Regions from separate parts of the Homo sapiens genome. Here regions 1 and 2 are each linked to region 3. The links are chromatin contacts, found by Hi-C in ENCODE. All regions are on one chromosome and are shown on one strand. Each heading gives the region's core, a stretch centred on a gene start or an enhancer-like site at or near the end of the contact. The rest is flanking DNA. Distances are from core to core; before and after follow the strand shown.

Region 1 (3,539 bases), core at 784-3,283, 4.6 Mb before region 3:
CGGCGCCCAGAATATCAAGTTTTCAAATCCAAATCCCTACCTTCTGCCGATCTGTTCCACTTTACTGTTGCATAAAAGCACTAAAATACACATTCTAAATTAATTAGAACTCCTATCTTCCTCGTAGAGTCCATTGTAAATACTTTTAGAAAGACATTTCAGTAAATCTAAGAAAAATGTCCAATAAATATACACTTTCCTTTCCAACATCCAGAATACTAAAGTATTTGTAAATATGCGCCCCCCTACCCCACAGTAGGGAACTTCAGCTTTATGAATTTTTTTTTCGTGCTAATGTAGTCTGAACATACTCTCCTACCTAATTGGAAATTTTAAGTGATTAAACATCATACAGCAGGTGACTAAACTGGGATGCTCAAGTAAAGCTACTTCGTTTCTAATAAAATCCAAGGATTATATAATAAGCTTTGACTTTTCAATAATTTTCTATTCTGTCAAAGGCAACAGAGACAACATCCATTTTACAAGAAAACATGGAGTTAATAAAATATATTTTCCCCCCAACTAAGAATTGCCTTCTCTTTTGTCAATATTACAAGACATTCATCTACTGACAAAGAGAAAAAATGAACAATTCACTTGCCTGTTAAGAAACTAAATTGGAAGCATTACCAGTCATAGGTTTAATTAAGTTGTTACTAGGGAAGAATATTTAAAGCAAAGGGATTATTTAAAGTTCACTGCCAGCCGCTAAATTTGGGGGAAACCGCCTGAACGAGATAGTCCCTATGTCACTTGCCTTCTTCCCCACCACCCACCCTGCACCAAACCCCCATTGTTCTATGTAAAAATTCACAGCTAATAATATCTAAATAGCAATTGCAACATTTATGTTGCAGATGATCACTATGGGGAACTCTCTCCAGAACCACATTCACTCGCTGCCTTCCTTTCCTCAAATAAAATACAAATTTGATAAAAAATCGATCACAAACTGGTGGGGGAAAGGATCACAGCCTTCCTTCTAGACCGATGGATGACACTCCAGAGGCGGGTGAGGAAATCCCCAGAAGGTTACCATAATAAATCGACCAAGGAAAAAAAAAAACAAAAAACATTTAACCCGGCGTTTTAGAACGAATTTTTTCATGAATCAGCTTTGAAATCCTTGAAAAGTATACAGCCCACGGTGCAGAGGCTCATCTTGCCTCTTACCACCAGAGCAGAACACAGACGCGGCACGCAGGATTTCTCGTGGGTTTGGATCCCTCGTACACCACTTCCTCCCCAAACCTGGCTGGCGGAGCCAGAGGCCGGCGTCGAGGAAGTCAGAGCCCGGCACCCCGGCGGCCCGCTCTCCCTCCGGGCTACCTGCCTCGGCCTGCGGGAGCGCCGCCCAGCGCGGACACCGGCCCAGACACACACACTCACCCATCTTTCCTCTTGGCTTTGTAGACGTGACCATAAGTGCCTCGGCCAACTTTGCAGCCCTCGTATTCAAACAGGTCCTCGACCCGCTCCCGCTCGCTGCTCAGCTTCACTTTAAAGTCATAGTCCATTGTCACAGCCTCTGAGGCCGGAGAGCTGGGTCGGGGGGCCGGGGGGCAGGGGTGGGGACCGGGGAAGCACGGGCAGCCGCAGCCCCCGGGAACCCGCCCGCTCTACGCCCGCCGGCCGCAGCACCAGCCCGACTGATGCGGCAAGAGCAGGAGGAGGCCCCGCGAAAGCGCCAGGGACATCCAGGGGGACGGCGGGGCAGAGGCCGGCCGGGGGTGGAGGAACGGGGAGGATCCCCCGGCGAAGGAGAGCCGAGGGACGAGGGCTGGGGGTGGGGAGCGGTGTCTCTGCCCTTGTCCCCGCGGGCTCCCTGGGCGCCGGCTCCGCCGCTCTCTCCGGCCGCGCGTTCTGCTCCTGCTGCGGCGGGAGCGGCGGGGCGGCCAGGCGGGCTCTCGTCCTCTCACACGCGCACTCACGCCTCACGCTCTCACACACACGCTCACACTCACTCACTCACTCACTCTCCCATACACTCAAACAGAAGGGCAGAGCCGCACAACAGCCGGTACCTCCTCAAAGAGAGGAGGAGGGAGGGCACTCGCGGAACACGGCCGCGGCTGTCGCAAAAACGTCGCGAAGCCTCGGGCTGCCTCCGGGCCACACTCTAGCCCGCTCCCGCGGTGGCTGGCCGCCCCTGCTGGCGCTGGCACCCTGAGGACCGTGTGGAGGGAGCAGGGGAGCCACTGCCCAAAGCTGCCGCCAAATGCACCACGTGGAACCAGCCCCAGCGGTGGCCGGGCCCCAGACTACAATACCCAGAATGCACAGGCCGCCGCCGCTGCCGCCCCTTCTACGACTCCGCCCCACACGGTGGGAATATGGGAGCGTTGCATGATGGGACTCGTAGTCTAGGGTGAAATTCGTTTCAATCATTTGGGGAAAATTTATTTTTATTTTTACAGCGATCTAACTAGAGTCTGATTTCAGCCACAAACTTGATCAAAGAGGTGCACGTGGGAAGGAGAGTCGTTTGCATTAGAAACACATTTTGTGCCACTCTGAACTCCAGATTTTAAAGGCCACTATCATCGATAAAAGCCGGTATGATATTTGTAAACAGCTCGCGGGCCAGCAGTTGGGGTACTCTTGGTGTTCACAATCTGATAAGGGCTGCACAATGATGTCAACATACTGACATTACAAGCACCAATAAAAGTGAATCAATGACCAGTGTCCAAGCTACTCCTAAACATTGTTACTCTTGTGACAGATGACCATCCAAACCTTTCCTATCCATATACAGGAAGTATTGAGTACAGTACAGCCTTCTGCGATACTACCTATAAGAACACCAGTTTCTAGCTATGATTACAGAAAGGATCTAAATCCATGGGAACTAGTTTGTTAATAATCTTAAGGTAGCAATATGTCCTGCTTCAGGAGTCCTGGTATCTTGATACTAATCTATCATTTTATCTTACCCCCCTTGTCTATTTTTAATTTTTGGTTTTCCAATTGTTACCATTTCCACTAAAGCTCCCCACTTCCCAAAGGGAATATGAACTTTGCAGTTTTAATGTGAACTTTTTAACACTTTTTTTCCCACCTTTCCTGTGATATTTATCAAATTCCTTTCATCTTTTATTTCCTCTACCTTGCTAGATCCTAAGTTGTTATAGGAAGTCATATTTGCATCTTCTGTAAAACCTAGTGTCATGCCTTGATAATGATGCACAGTAAACACTTGTTAAATTAATGAATGAATAAACATGTTTATCTCAAAAAGATCCATATACCAATGATGATGATGATGATATCATCTTGTGAAAAAGCCTCCAAAGGGCTTTCTCTTATATAATTTTCCTTGGAGAAAATTAGTGACTTCACCACTGTGTAAAATTAAATTGTTTTTACCTAGCATACTATATAAGTATTGAGTATTTTACTATACTGGGTTTGAATCCTGCATTGTCATTTACTAATGTGTTCTTGGAGCCTAGAATTTTTTCTTTGCAAAGTGCAAAGCACAAAACAAATGTAGGCTTTCATTAATGGCATATTATTTGTTTCCATTCAGTGAT
Region 2 (3,751 bases), core at 704-3,203, 3.6 Mb before region 3:
CAAGGAAGGGGCTGGCAAAGCCCACTTGAAAAGAGAAAAGGCCATGTTGCTAGGACAGGCTTTCTAAGATCAGGACCATGAGAGAAATATAAAAATTAATTCATCAAGTCATAAGCAACATTAAAAAAAAAAAGAAATAGAAAATATCAAAGTGCATCCCATGAAGTAAGGGTATCTTTCTCTGAAACTTCATTTCAGTTATTTAGGGTGGTAGTTGTGTGTTTGTTTTTAACAGTGGGTCTGCATAGCTAAAATAAAAAGATGGGCTCAAGATGAGTCCCGCTCAAGATGAGTCCCCAGAGGTTCCAGCAGAAGTGGACCTTGCAGACTATGGTAAGTTTTTTTTTCTTTTTTAAACTTCATTCTAACGATGGCGGGTAATGATTAAAGAGAGAGCAATGGGAATTTTGTTTTTCAATTACTCTGGCTAAAATGTGGCAGAACAGATTGAAGAAGTTGATTGGAGTAGTTTTCATCTAAAACAAGAAAGACAGCTGGTTAAAAATCTGACAAGAATCAAAATTATTTTCATAAGAATGTAAGGATCAAGAGAGCAAGACTCTTAATACCTAAAACAGAGCCTTGCACATGGGAATCTGTCCAATAAATATTTGTTCCACGAATGACAATAGCCTAAGCAGGGTTGTGGAACTGGAAATAAAGACAAACAGAAATGGCAGAAGTAACATTATCAGAACCTGTTGTTGAGCGAGTAGAGTAAGAATAACGGAGGTATGGATGAAAATTCAAATTTCTGAATTGACTGTGTAGTCCGTGGTTCCTCCTCCCTCCCTTTTTAAACTGCAGGTCATGCTTAAGTATTTGCCTTTTAAATCTACAGCCACATCTTTTAAGCTTCAGGAAGTATCTTGTTGACAGTGTGCACACTCCTTAACTTTATGAACCCCTCCACCTTTATCTTAAAAAAAATTGAGTTCTAAAGCTTAAATCTCTCATTAAAATGTCTCACCACTTTGTTTCTTTCTGGATAGTTATGTTTTTGTCGCCACCTGAACTAATGGGTTGCACAAAAACAAGGAACATGCTACCTACGTTTTGTAATTTAAGTAAAAGACAAATTGAGTTATTACAACACAACATTCTCGCATCAGATATACTAATCTGCACATACTGCAGAAAATTACCACTAATAAACACTGTAAAAAAGTGTTTTTGTTTTTTTTAACAAAAACAGATAAGGTCCCATGTGGCACAAAAGCTTGAAAAGCTGGTTAAAAACCACAAAGTTATTAAAACACCGTCATATCCAAAACCGCAAATGCTGCAATGAAATCGGAATTATCTATCATAAAACTCCACAGTATGCTATAATTTCATTCATTCATTCAATGTTCATTCTATGCCTAAGACTGACACATCGCTAAAGCTCCGGGGTAGACCCCAAGGCCCTTCCACGCAGTCAAGACCCCACTAGGTCCAAATAATGCCTGAACTATACGTGGATTCTGGAAACCTCACAGCACAGAACCCATCCCGCCCTCCACTTCACCAGGCCGCGCTGGGCCCGGGTACCGCGGCGAGAGGCCTACGACGCCGGGCGGCTAGATTAAGTGCTTCTCTCCAGCCCCACTGGGAAGGAAGCCAGAGGGAAGAGACAGGATGGGGACACCAAGGGAGCTTTGCGGGGGTGGGGGTGGGGGTGAATCCGGCCCAGGAAGGCGAGAAAGTGCGGTTACCTAGACGCTCCCGTTCCGAAGGAGAAAACGCCGCCTGTGCTGGTCCCGCCGGCGGCCACGGTGGTGGAGCCCAGAGTCCCGGACCCGAAGGAGAACCCTGTGGACATGTCTGGCCAGGGCTCGACGCCGTCAGCAAGGCGAAATGGGTCTGGGACACTTCTCTCGCCTCAAAGCCGAGGCGGGCCGGGCAGCATCTCTCTCGCCCGGCACGGACCTGGCGGGAACTTCCAGCCCCAACGGCGGCGAAGGCAAGGCTGAGGGGGTGGAGCAACCACGCAAAAGTACGCCCGGCGCTCGCCGCGCGCACGTAGCCCGCCGGAAGTGTAACCGTCACGCAATGAGCCCTGGTACGTGAGTGGGGGACGGCGAGCCGCGCAAGGTACGCTGGGACCAGGCGAGAATAGGCGTACTGCCTAATCTCTTAAAGGAGTAGGCTCCCAGAGTTTAAAAACAGTAAAACCATTTCTGTCATTTTTTAGTTCTTCTATCGTAGCATCTGTACTGACATAATCCGCACTTTAGGGTGATGAATGTCAATTGCTACTTCTATCTAGCCTCCTGCCAAAATTGATGCTCAGAATCGCAGAATCGGGGAGGTCCCTCCTGAGCATCTCTAAGCTCCCCACTCAGAAAAGGAGGCGGCTTCGGGCTTTCGTTGGCTGCCGCCCCATCCCTAAGAAGGAAGGGGAGCGTGTCTGCTTCCTGAAGGTTCGGAAATCAATCGAAAATAATCCATGCAACCGTCCCACGACGTGAGCCCCACCCCTGCGCCCCAGGCCTCGCGGAGCCAGTTGGTCGCAGTTGTTGCGAGCCCGACGCCCAGCCCCGAAGGGGGCCCAGAAGAGCGTCCCAGGCGTCCGTGGGGTGGCCGGCTGTGGTCCTGGCGCCCAGAAGTGGCCAGGCCCGCTGGATTTCCTGGGATGCGGTCAAGTCCACAAATACTGTCCGTGCATCCTGATGCTGGAGGGCGGGACCTTGGGCCGAGCGAGTGTGGCTCCGCCAGAAGGGCCCTCGGACACAACCGGTGCTGGAGGAACTACAAAGTGGAAGGATTAGGAAACGCACAGGAACATGTACGAAAGAAGGCGAAATGTGAGGTGTAACTTACATTTCTAGGATAACTCAAGAAAAATTCGCGTTTAAAGAGAACCTCTCTGGCGAAGCATCAGGAAAGGCTTCCTGGTGGTGGTGCATTCGAGGGTTGTCATCATAGTGTTAGTTTTTATTTTTCCCTCAGGGATTGTTACATTACTCCCCCAAATGGTTTTCCTACTCGTGATCTCTAACAAAATCCATCCCATAAGCAACCCCCGGATTTATGATCTAAAAAGCCCAGTGGCTCTTTAGTTTGGCACTTGATGACCTCCGTATGATTAGTCTTTCTAACCTCATCTCACAGTTCTCCCTAATTCAGTACTTTAATCTTCCGTTGAGCTTGGGCATTGCCACCAGCTGTGGACTGAACTATTTCCCTCCTCCCCCAATCCATATGTTAAAGCCCTACCCCACCCCAATATGTTGGTATTTGGAGATGGAGCCTTTGGGAGGTAATTCAATTTAGATGAGGTCACCTTGGTGGGTCGCCCATGGCGAGATTAGTGCCCTTATGAGAAAAAACAACGAAGAGCTTGTTCTCCTCTGTGTGCCATGTGAGGACAGAGCAAGAAGGGGCTTTCACCTGGAACCCAAACTGCCCCATCTTTATCTGGGACTTAGCCTCCAGAATTGAGAGAAGTAAATGTCTGTTGTTATAGCCACCTCAGTCTATGGTATTTTGTTGTATCAGCCAAGCAGACTAATACACCACCTCTGTGTTTGTATAATTAAAAAGAAACGTACATTTTATTTTGTTTTTTAAATTTAATTTATATTTTACTTTATTTTGAGACAGAGTCTCGCTCTGTTGCCCAGGCTGGAATACAGTGGTGCCATCTCGGCTCACTGCAACCTCCGTCTCCTGAGTTCAAGCGATTCTCCTGCCTCAGCCTCCCAAGTAACTGGGATCACAGGCGCACGCCACCACGCCCGGTTAATTTCTGTATTTTTCAGTAGAG
Region 3 (3,708 bases), core at 986-3,485:
TGTTCAACATCTGGCACTAAAGCATGAGGAAGAAAAATCACCAGAGGACTTTGTTTTTTACGACCTAGTTTAAGTGTTGTCAGGTGGGTTCACTCAGAAGTTAACTCCTTCCAACAGTCTAGTTGCCCAAACTGGCGCTTATTTTTTTTTTTTTAAGTAAGGAAAAAACTCAAGAGTCCACCCAATTGGGACTGTGTTAGTTGACTTCGTGCCGTTGGGCTCAGGGTGCCCCGGCAAGCACGTGTGTGCAAGCATAAAGTGGGCAGAGCCACCAGCCCTCGAGTCTGCAGCCCTCAGTGCTGAGTCACAAATACCCTCCGCTGAAAAATGAAATCCTCGGAATGCCCTTTAAAATTCGCTCGCAGCGTTTGCACGCGCGCACACACTCACACCAGAGAGCCACGCAGGAGACCTACACAGGGCTGCACACTATGGAAATTTAAAAGCAGAGGTTATCACTTGATAGCTGGAAGGACAAAAACCCCTGAGCGCCCTGCCTCTTCCCAAGTCATTTTCCCCCAAGCCTCTGCCCCTGCTTTTCACGGAGCCTAAAATATGACTTTAGTCCTCCCAACAGGACAATCCGTCAGCAACCTTCGCCTATGGGGCTTTCAGACCCTCACAGGGGAGAATAAACAATGCACTTAATATACAATTCAAGTAGTATACTTACTAGAGGAAAGGGGGAAAGGAAAAAAACCTTAATTTGGGCACAAGATACCCACTGCCTTCAAGAAACTGCATTAAGTTCTTAGTAGTTAATGATTAAAGCTTTAAACTCGTGCAATCAGTCCATTCAAAAGAAACTTCCTAAACCCGTGTATCTGATGCAAAAGAACTGGAAACTTGTATTATATTTATAAATTATGCCCCCCTTTAAATTAAAAGTAGGGGGCCTTTCAGTGTATACTTGCATCAGTGCCAGCAGCAGATCTGCAATTCCGGAGGCATTTTTTTTTCGGAGCTGGCAAGACAGAGAGAGAGAGAGACAGAGATACAGAGAAAGAGGGGAGGAGGGGAGAACCCTTCCCACGTCCCCCACCCGGCCACCACCTTCTTGGTAGTTATAATTTCAACATGTCATCTCATGGACACTAAAGGGTTAATGGTATACCTACCAAATCGGCTGTGGTCTTTCCTGGTTCCCTGGATAGTACCATTGGGGAAGATTTCTAAGTGAAATCCAGTCCTGCAGTATAGCTGCCTCCGCCTGAGAATCCCCTTTAAATGATCCAAGTCCGTGACTGCGGGTCCCCTGGGGAGCCCCCCTGCTTCGGACTGACCCAGGTGGTCACTTAACAAAACCGGGCTGTCCACCGGCAACACGGGCACATTCCCAAACGGTACCGCATCCTGCACACCGAAATAGTTCCCAACTTCACCTAAGGGAGCCATCAGAGGACTCGGCTTTTGGAGCACAAGAATAAACAATAATGATGGTGTCAACCCAGGAGATATTAGGCGAGGTATATCCAACTCCCCTCCCTTACTGCAGTTGCAGAGAGAGAGAGAAAAAAAAGGTTCTTTTCTTCAATCCATTAAATGCATAAATAAAAGTAATCTGCTGTTTCACTGGCACAGGTTCAAGGTCAAACCACTGATAGTCTAAGAAACCACCACTTTATACTCACACACTGACATATTGATAAACATATCTATGTATCTCTATAGATAGATCCCCAGCTCTTAGCAGGCAGGAAGGTCTTCATCCCATCCGACCGTAATAAGGAAAAAAAATCCGTAGTTTCTCCATTTGGTTTGAGATCAGAATGACCATAGCAACTTAAATGCCTAGGCGTTATTATAGGGATTTTTAAGATGCACGGGCTACGTCAGAATTTACGGATCCTGACTCCAGGAAGGCATGCGCTGTTTTTACTCTCTAACCGACTCTGCAGACATCAGCATGAATCCTTCAAGGGGAAAAAAAAATCTCACGTTGGTGGCGGCGACAAATCTCCCCTCCCGGTCCCCCCTCCAAAAAATGATAATAATAATAAAACAAAAAGAAGAAGAAACTTTAGGCGTCCAAAGCTAGTATCCAGGATTCTCCAGAGGCTCGGCAGATGTCCATTGGCTTAGAACGGGTGGCGAGCGGCGAGCGAGGAGAGCCGCGTCCGGGAGCTCGCGTGCCGCCCAGGCTGCCGCGAACAGGTGTTGCCGCGCCGGCTCGCGGAGCGTTGTAGCCGGGCGGAGCGCTCCTCCTGCGCAGCCCCCGCCGGCGCGCAGAGTGGCGCAGGCAGCGGCATTGGGCTGGGTTTAAGGTAGCGCCGCCGCAGCCCGGGCTCCCCGCGGTCCTAGCGCCCGGCTTACTGCCCGCGCCGCTCTGCGGCAGGCGAGGTGCGGCGCGCCAGAGCGCAGGACTTCCTGGGAGGCAGTCGAGGAGCCCTGGCTTTACAAAGAAAAGCAAATGAAAGATGCACTGCGAGAGGCGGGAGGAAGAAACCCTGAGTCTCCCGAGACTCAAAGTTCTCCTGCAGAATAGAAGCCGGTAACCTACAATCTAGCTGGCTGGCTACATTGATGGAGGGTCAGAGTGAAACTGGGAAACTAGTTTTCACTGGGGCTCTGTAACCTTGCGTTGTATTATAGAATATGACTGAGTTGAGAGAGTCGGAGGGAAGGGGAGTTGATTTAATGGACTCGGATGGCCATGGCAGTTTCTCTTCCATTCTTCGGCCACACACACAGAAGCGCAAACTATGTTTCAGGTAAGATCAACTCCTCTCCCCCGTCACACACACACACACACACACACACGCAGATGCGGCCACCGTTTCTGTTTTGTTTGGAGCGTTCTGCTGGGCATCTTTGGGTTGGGGCTATGTTTAGGTCCCGCCCCGCTGCTCGGGTCCCGGCGGCCGCAAAGCAGTCGGCAGGGGGGCGCCAGAGAACCTTCTCTGTCCCCGACTTCGACTCGGGCGCGCGTCTTCGGGAGTCTGGGTGGAGGGGAGCGCTCCAGTAGGCGTCTTCTCGCCCTCAAACCACGCTGCTTAGGACGAGCGGCGCCATCCCAAGCCGTGCATCGGCTCGGGGAAGCGAAAGGCGAGTTCTGGTGTCTCACTCCACCGTCCGAAGCCCGCCGCGGAGCTGGGAGGGCCGGGCACTGGATGCTTGCGGGGCGCCCCGGGGCTGCAGCCGCTCCTTCCTGCTCTGCCCTGCGGGGCCGCACGTGGAAGCCTGAGCTCCGTTGCGCGGGCTCGGGTTTCTGTTAGCCGCCGGCGGCCTTCGCGCCCAGCGGGAGTCAGGGACAAAGAAACCCGCCTCCGGGGGCCGCCAGGGGCCCTGCCGGGCCGGGCCCGCCAGAGAGACTGGAGGCGGCGCGCTCTGCGCCCGGGACAGCCTGCCTGCGCCCGGATCCCCAGTGGCGGCGGGCGCGGAGCGCGGCGCCCCCCAACACACACACACACACACACACACACACACACACACACACACTCGCCCACAGCCCTCCCGCGGGGCCCCCCTTCCCTCCCCCTGCTCCTCTTTGTTCACATTGTCTTAGAAACGGCCCGACTCTCGGGTCAAGATGGTGAAAGTTGCCGAGACTTGAGCGCAGCTCCACACTGCGGGGCGTGCAACTGAGAAGCAAAGTCGAAAGCAGAGACTGAACCCCTGCGGTGGGGAAGCGAATCAAAACCTGGTTATGGGGGAGAAGTCGGATCCGCCTTAGTAGTCAGCTAAAGGCTGGAGATGCATAACTGGGGC

What was found. Hi-C counts contacts between places; a loop is a spot of excess contacts on that map. Pooled maps may share reads with other maps.
Region 1: a map of CD8-positive, alpha-beta T cell shows a loop between it and region 3 (12-fold over the local background). The contact joins the promoter of CDK8 here to the promoter of FGF9 in region 3. A Hi-C loop is called at or near these places in 2 of 168 maps with a recorded cell type or tissue (CD8-positive, alpha-beta T cell and OCI-LY7) and 6 of 50 pooled maps.
Region 2: a loop to region 3 is called in a map of CD8-positive, alpha-beta T cell, with 11 times the contacts of the local background. The contact joins the promoter of NUP58 here to the promoter of FGF9 in region 3. A Hi-C loop is called at or near these places in 4 of 168 maps with a recorded cell type or tissue (CD4-positive, alpha-beta T cell, CD4-positive, alpha-beta memory T cell, CD8-positive, alpha-beta T cell and 1 more) and 10 of 50 pooled maps.

What each region holds. Positions count from the first base shown.
Region 1 is chr13:26,252,623-26,256,161 of GRCh38, reverse strand. It overlaps CDK8 (cyclin dependent kinase 8), which reads right to left and starts at 2,033. Exons shown (of 13, transcript NM_001260.3): 1 at 1,393-2,033. The coding sequence starts at 1,520. RefSeq lists a silencer at 1,429-2,028.
Region 2 is chr13:25,299,827-25,303,577 of GRCh38, reverse strand. NUP58 (nucleoporin 58) reads right to left here and starts at 1,953. Exons shown (of 16, transcript NM_014089.4): 1 at 1,698-1,953. The coding sequence starts at 1,804. RefSeq lists enhancers at 1,658-1,707, 1,818-1,897, 2,058-2,297.
Region 3 is chr13:21,669,600-21,673,307 of GRCh38, reverse strand. It overlaps FGF9 (fibroblast growth factor 9), which reads right to left and starts at 2,235. Exons shown (of 3, transcript NM_002010.3): 1 at 1,119-2,235. The coding sequence starts at 1,395. RefSeq lists silencers at 2,248-2,307, 2,328-2,377, 3,158-3,417.